2 separate regions of the Homo sapiens genome follow, and region 2 is linked to region 1. Evidence: read pairs that join two places in POLR2A ChIA-PET (ENCODE). Cell type or tissue: B cell. All regions are shown on one strand.

The links. Peaks named below come from ENCODE experiments on the same cell type or tissue, not always from the same donor. Only the 100,000 strongest peaks of a DNase experiment are listed, where the experiment ranks them.
Region 2: POLR2A ChIA-PET joins it to region 1 with 8 read pairs; 2 of 35 experiments call an interaction of 5 or more read pairs at or near these places.

What each region holds. Positions count from the first base shown.
Region 1 is chr5:59,696,756-59,700,755 of GRCh38, reverse strand. The region is part of intron 1 of PDE4D (phosphodiesterase 4D); the gene reads left to right. Among named protein-coding and RNA genes, the nearest start is that of MIR582, 4.9 kb to the left of the region's middle. In B cell, no CTCF peak of the experiment used is centred here; no DNase peak of the experiment used is centred here.
Region 2 is chr5:59,762,085-59,766,084 of GRCh38, reverse strand. All of the region lies in intron 1 of PDE4D (phosphodiesterase 4D), which reads left to right. Among named protein-coding and RNA genes, the nearest start is that of MIR582, 60 kb to the right of the region's middle. In B cell, no CTCF peak of the experiment used is centred here; a DNase peak (open chromatin) is centred at 1,554; H3K4me3 peaks cover 1,560 bases; H3K27ac peaks cover 1,799 bases.

The DNA of each region.
Region 1 (4,000 bases):
GACCAGTCATTTACTGAGTTGATATTGGTAATTGATAAATAAGACCAAAGAAGGTGAGGTTTGGGGATAGGCAGTGTAAATTTTGGAAGTAATAAGGGGATTGAGGTTCTGTCCATGGCATTGGTGGGGAAATCTAGCATGTAAATACATGTAAATAGATAAGTAAATATGCCTATACATTTATATAAGATATCTATACACTTATTCTCCTTCTTTGTTCATTTATTAGGTGTGAAATCTACGTGATTTTTTTCTCCCATATTATTTTTGGTATTCAATAAATGTGAATCATGAAGAGATAGCTGTTTTATTTAATCTCTGCAAAGTCACATTCTTACCCATTTTGATTGTAATAAAAGGCCTATGTCGTTATTTAATTTTTTAACCTTTGTGGCATGATTTATAGAAGGAAAATAAAAGTGTCATAGGTATGATAGGCCAAAGTTGGGTTGTTGGTAAAATAATAATACCACAAAATGTTTTTCTATTTAGCCAACTACTGCAAAGTTACTTTAATTGTGTTTGCAATTAATTGATTTCACTTTAAACCAGAAACAATAGAGACTGTAATCACACAGCCCTGCAGTTCTGAATGTTTTGTTCTTCCTTTTATTGGTTTTCTAGATATTCCTAGTTGGCAACAGGATAGAGTTCAGTAATGGTTATGCAATTTCATTGTGCAGGGTATTAAAATTTGTGACCAGGGATCCCAGGAGACCAGCTATTAGATTTTCAATGCACTATTAGATTAAATATATCTACTCAAACTAAAGGGATCCTGCCTGAGGCTGTCTGATCAATAGTCTATCATTCCTGTGCAAATGAAGCTATTAAGATTCTCTTAGGAGGTAGACTATCTAAATTGGATCTAACTAGTAGATGGTGACTGAAATGAGGGATATACTGATACTTAATTGGCATCAATCTGACCTTGATAAGATTTTGAAAAAATAAATACCTTTTTGCTACAGGTTGAAAAAGAGGTGTAAAATAGTCCCTATTTTATATTATTGGTTCTTAAGTACTTATCAGAAAAATGACAAAAGTCAGTGTCCATAAACAAAGGTTCCATTGATCTTTGATCACCAAATCATCATTTCTATCTTCCTCTTTTTTGTTTAGGTCACTGCAGTCACCATTACCTCCACCACCATCATAATTATATATAGCTACCACTTCTTGGACACTCAGGTCTGCTTGTGTTTGAACCAGACATTTCTAGCTCCAAAGCCTGCATTCTTAATTTCCTGCAGTCTTAATACCATCTTTTTAATAGAAGACCCCCACAGGAAAAGCTGATTCTATAATTTAAAAATGATTTGGGGATCCAATAAGTCATGATTCTATTTTATATAATTTTGGAAGATGTGGCCAGAGAGCTAACTCTTTTTATTTTATTATTTTTCTTTTAATTGTTGACGTACTTATAACCACCAGCTATGAAGCTATAATTTATTGCCACATTGAGTATGTTAAATTGTTAATTTACATAATTTCTGATTCTTATTTCTCCCCTCTCAAATTCAATTTGATAATTTAACATACCTGCTTCTGTGTGTTCCATGGAACTATTAATATAATTTTTTAACAGAATTATGAGAGAATTACATTTCCCCAGCTGTAGATCAATTGAGAAACAGTAGAAATGAAAAGGTTAAGAAATTCTGCTTCAAAATCTCAAATGGTCAAAGTCATTGACATTGTAAGCTCTTCTGTTCGACTCAAGCCTGGTGGAAAATGTAATGAAGAGGTACAAAGTACACTGCATAATCCAGCAAGCTAATTGCCCACTTTAAGGCCTCTTGAGCCCAATGGCCAAGTGAAACCTCCACTCTCAGGGAAATTAGGCAACTGCTAAGGTGGTTTTGCAGTTTTCAGAGACACAGAGATTAGGTTTTTCAGCCTTATATAGATCTGTGATCACTAATGATAGTCTGTGCTAATGAAGGTAGTTTTTTGAATCAAATGCATATTGACTTAGGTCTTCAGCGCAGAATGTTGATTCACTGCTGTCATCCCTGTCAAGAGAGCTGCATATGTAATTATGGTTTTCTTTTGAATAGATTTGCTTTGGGACTGTCACGCAAATTCCATTTCTTCATGTTCTTGCTATCTTTCAACCTCAAATAAATAAATAAATAGAAAAAATATCTCTAAGCACTATGTGTGGGCTGTCATTCTTTTTACATTTAGTGTTCTAATGTTTTTAAACAAGTCAGTTTACAGGTAAAGTTTGCTGTAATAGGATTGAATGTGGGTGTATGTGGTGGTGCTTCAGATCTCTTTCCTTCTGCTTGACCCTTCATGTTGGGTAATAGTTTTAAAGCGCTCATGCCAGAAAGTAAACCACAACATAGTCAACTTCTCAAATATCCATGCAATGTAGAAAGTCCGGGGTCAAGATGATTACTATGTGATCTGCTTAAGTGGGAACAGGGCCATTTCCCTCGCCTTCAACACACTCAGATACATCTCAGCCAACCAACATTTTGCTGTTTGAAAAACATGGCAGACTTTATCTTGTCCCTAAAGAGAATGCTTTTCTCCATCCCTCTGCTTAATATCCTGTGGCTCCATTTAACCTCCAAGCCAAAGTCCAGTTTCTTTTAGAAGACTTCAGGCAAAATTAGGAGCCTCTTATAGTGGGATGAATGCTTTCTATACTGTTTTTGTAATATTTTTGTAACATTTGCCATATTAAACTCCATTTATTTTATGGGTCTGAATCTTCACTAGACTAAACTGCTTGAGAGAGGAGCATGTATAATTCATTTTCATGTTCACAATGCTGAAACTGATGTCTATAGAGCTTCAGTATTTGTCCACTGCATAAAATCAGTAAATAAAGGCAGGAAAGTTTGTTACATCAAGTAGGACCAAGGGCTAGATCCATTGGGACAATTCAACAGGGCTTTTCATTGGTTATTCTAGCTGATATCAACCTGCCCTGACCTGAATCAACTCTGAGCCCCTACCTAGGCTGTTGTTTCTTAGCAAGTACATAATAACAACTCATCAGAATAGCAGAGATCTTGGTAACAGGTTGCCTGACACTTGACTGATATGGGAAAATCCTGAACAGGTTTGGACTGGAATCTTGGCTCACAACCTGTGTGACCTTGGTCAAGATATTTTATCTCTCTGAGCCTCAATTTTCTCTTCTGTTAAATGAGCATAGTGAAACTTTGTTCATTGGTTTGCTTTGAAGAGTAAATGAGATGGTAAGTGTTGGTGTATGTAGTGCAGGAACATAACAATTCTTGATAGATATTCATTGAATACCTGTAGTACATAGAACATAGAAAGTTCCTGTTATTCCACTCCCACCCCCACACACTTGCCCTTCAGGTCTCAGGTTCTCCTTCCTGGTACCCCCAGAAAGATTAAGCCCCTTTGGCCCTCTATGTGCCTCTTTTATAGCATTTAACACAATTATAATTAATTGATTATGTAACTTTTTTATTTAATAGCTGTCTCTTGTAGAATATAAGCACATAAATTCAGGGACTATCTATTAATGAATTTTCCTCTAGTGCCTAGTACTTAGGTGGCTCACAGTAAATGCTGATTCAATGGATGAATAACTTTATTCAGTCTGCTCAGTGTGGCCTTTAATTTAGATTCACCCCAAATTACTCCCCATCAGGAAGGCTTTCTTATTCAACTTTCTCATCCTCAAGATTAGCAAAACTACTCTCTTTCTATTCCCAAATATCTTCTCTCAGTTTCATTACCATGATCAGAAAGTACTCTTCCTTGAATTTATTTTCTAGACTAGATCTATTTTGGGGTTTTCTTACCAGTGATTGTAACTATTGATGTGGTCTTTTTTCTGTTTTTTACTTCTCATATGTGTATCTCTTTCCATTAGTCCTTCATTCCTTCAACAGATACTTTCTGTTGTGACAGCCACTCTTCTAAGCACTATGGAAGGATTTAAAGCTGTGTGAAGCACAGTTATTCCGGTCAAGGAACTTAAAAAAATAATACAAGTGACAAA
Region 2 (4,000 bases), 65 kb before region 1:
AATTGTTCTGACATAAATATAAATATATTTGTATCTAATTTGTTGCTAGTACAGTGTTCTGCCTCACAGTTTCCTGCTCCTGGTATTCCCCTCCATTCGCTATGCATACACTTAATACCTACTGAGTCTAACATGTTTATTCTGTACCTAATTATTACAAAGTTGAGCAAGAACCATTTGTTGGTTTCCAATAATTTATACCATGGTAGAATAAATCAATAATATTGGAAGACATCTGTTTTAGCTAAGATAATCTTGCTGTTCTACAAAATAGTCTCCAAATCTCATTGGATTGACACAGTGAATTTTTATTTCTTGCTTCTGCTTTTTGTGGGGAGGCAGCCTGCCCTAGCCACTGGGTGCCTCAGGGACCTGGAATTCTACCATCCTGTGGTTCCATTATTTGCAACATGTGATTCCCAAGGTTGCCAGGCTCAGATGAATCAGGAGAAAGACCATGAAAGAGGATGGTATGTGTGAACTTTTATGAGACAGGCCGGGAAGTGCACATGTCACTTATACTCGTTTTCTTCTGGCTGGAACTCAGTTCTATGGCCACATCTAACTGCAAAGGAGGCTGGGAAACATAGCTCTGTTCCAAGGCATAAGGTAAAGTGCTGGTGGCTAATCTATCTTGGTTATATAGTATGTTAAGGGCTATCTGATTTACCCTCTATGCCATGGTTGAATTCTTAGAATAACATCTGTAATAACATATGCCATTGTTGAATTCTTAGAATAACATCTGTAATAACAAGTCCTTGAACCTCTCGTCAAACCTCCTTGATGAAGATTATACAGAAGCACTTCTGTTGTTTGATAGGGCTGTTGATTGGAAAGACCTTGCTTCTAAACAGTAGAAGTCTCCTTCCCTGCAACTATCATCCATGGATCCAAGATCTGCTTTGGGAATCCTACAACTTGAATTTTTGCTCCCTTCCATTATGAAGCCCTAAGGCAAGTGGCTTGGAGTAACCCACCAGAGAACCAGGGCCCTATTCATTCATTTTGGTATACCCATGCTTGGCATGATGGCTGGTCAATGGTGGAAGCTTAATAAATGTCTGCTAAACAAATTCATTAATCAATATTTTAGTGTTCTCATGCTCTTAAAAAAGACTTCTCTTGGGCTAAGCATGGTGGCTCATGCCTATAATCCTAGCACTTTGGGAGGCTGAGGAGGGCGGAGTCCCTGAGCTCAGGAGTTTGAGACCAGCCTGGGCAACATGGCGAAACACCGTCTCTACTAAAAATACAAAAAATTAGCCAGGCATGGTGATGTGTGCCTGTAATCCCAGCTCCACAGGAGGCTGAGGCACGAGAATCACTTGAACTCAGGAGGCGGAGGTTGCAGTGAGCCATGATTGTGCCACTGCACTCCAGCCTGGGTGACAGAGCAAGACTCTGTCACCAAAAAAAAAAAAAAAAAAAAAGGGACTTCTCTTTTCTTAAGTAAACATCCTGTTATTTCATTTCTATATGCTATATTTACCAGGTAGTTTTTATCTAGACTTCTCTTGGGTTTTCATGATCCATTTAAAGAATAGCTACTGAATTGACAGCATACTCTAGGTGCTATGTCACTCAGCACCAAAGCAGTTAGAAAAGAGACTAAACTTAAATTCTTACTTTGCATTTAGTAATTGTGTGACTTTGGTCAAGTTACTTAACGTGTGCTTCAGTTTCCCCGTTAGTCAGTTTTCTGGGAATAGTATCTATTGGGGGTTGTGGTTTAATTAAGTACAATTATGTATAAATTAAGTGGTTTCACAGGGCTGGACCCTTAGTGGGTGTCATTATAAGCTAGTATTTTTTTTATTATGTACTCTGTGCCCATTATTCCAGCCTTGGTCTGCATGAACCTTTAGGATCATGTTTAAATTTCTAGATGATTACTCTGTCAGTCATTTGTGGATGAATTAGAGTGAAGAGACAAGAGTTGAAAGAAACGAGTGTATGTCAGTTTTATTACTGTAGGAAAGGAGAAGGCAGAAATGAGAGATACTACTGAGGCAGAACTGTGGGGTTTGGTGTCTCTTCTCTGCCCACTGCAAAAATACATCTTTCAAATTCCTGGTTTTCCTAAAAGGTTCCTCCAGTTCTCCCAACTGGAAGTAATCCGTTCCTTCCTTCAAGGAACAGATTTCTATTGCGCCTCTTGTCTCTGATACTCTCAATGCTTATTAGTAATAGTTTTATCACTAGCTAGTATGTGTTGAGCACTGGTTTTGGTCTGGCACCATCTGTTAGGATTAGAATTCTCTTGTGTCTCTGCTTTTCACTAATCTGTTTGACTGCTTTTACTAAACATGCAATGCCTTGTAGTTCTAGTGATTATAGACATGATTCAGATTTCATCTGGTAGGGGATTCCCTCTATCATCAGCAGGAACTACAAAGTCAATGGAATCTCTGGTGAAGAAAACTTAACTTCCAGTACTAGTTTATTTCAGGAAAATTGAAATCAGGAAGTTCTTCACATTCTTCAGGCTTTTCTCGTCATTGAATTTTAAGCACAGTTTTGGGGTGTAAGGCCTAAATAAGTTTTAGAAGAACAAGGTAGAAATGCTGGTTTTCAGTCTTTGGGAACTTAAAAGTTGCTGTTTAGTCATATTTAAGTCATAAAACCTGTTATCTTCACATATTCTTTTAAAAAGTAATTTAGCATTATAATCACTTAAGTTATAATTTTTTCATATTTTTATAATACACATCTATATATCCACGACTCAGATTTTTTTTTATTTTTTATTTTATTATTATTATACTTTAAGTTTTAGGGTACATGTGCACAATGTGCAGGTTAGTTACATATGTATACATGTGCCATGCTGGTGTGCTGCACCCATTAACTCGTCATTTAGCATTAGGTATATCTCCTAAAGCTATCCCTACCCGCTCCCCTGACCCCAGACTCAGATTTTTAAAATGCCAAAATTTTGTCATTGTTTGCATCAGTTCTTTTATTTTTTTAAGAATAAAATGTTACAGATAATGTCTAAAGCTGTCACCCATCCTATTCTTCTTCCTTCGCAGAGGATCCTGAAATCAGTGTGTTCTTCCTTGAATGTCATTGTCTTTTAACTTCATATGTATGTGTCCTGTTTGTGTGTTTACCATTTTATATATAGAGATGGTACATGTATATATATCTCCATAATATGCCATACTATAAAATGAGAAAGAGCAAGCTATATATATATATATATATATATATATATATATATATATCCTTAAGCAGTTTGCTCTTTTTTAGTACGTAGTATAGGAATAGAGTTGTGAATATATATATAAAATATGTGTGTGTATATATACATATATATGCATATATGTACCTATATACATATATTATATATACCTATATGAACCTATATACATATATACACATATATGAACCTATATACACATATACACATACGTACCTATATACACATATACACATATGTGTACCCATATACACATATACACATATGTACCTATATACACATATACACATATGTGTACCCATATACACATATACACATATGTGTACCCATATACACATATACACATGTGTACCCATATACACATATACACATATGTGTACCCATATACACATATACACATATGTGTACCCATATACACATATACACATATGTGTACCCATATACACATATACACATGTGTACCCATATACACATATACACATGTGTACCCATATACACATATACACATGTGTACCCATATACACATATATGCATATGTGTACCCATATACGCATATGTGTACCCATATACGCATATGTGTACCCATATACGCATATGTGTACCCATATACACATATACGCATATGTGTACCCATATACACATATACGCATATGTGTACCCATATACACATATACGCATATGTGTACCCATATACATATATATACCTGTGTACCTATATATACACACACACACATATATATATCTATATACCTACATATATATACACACATATATATATACCTGGATCATTTTTTA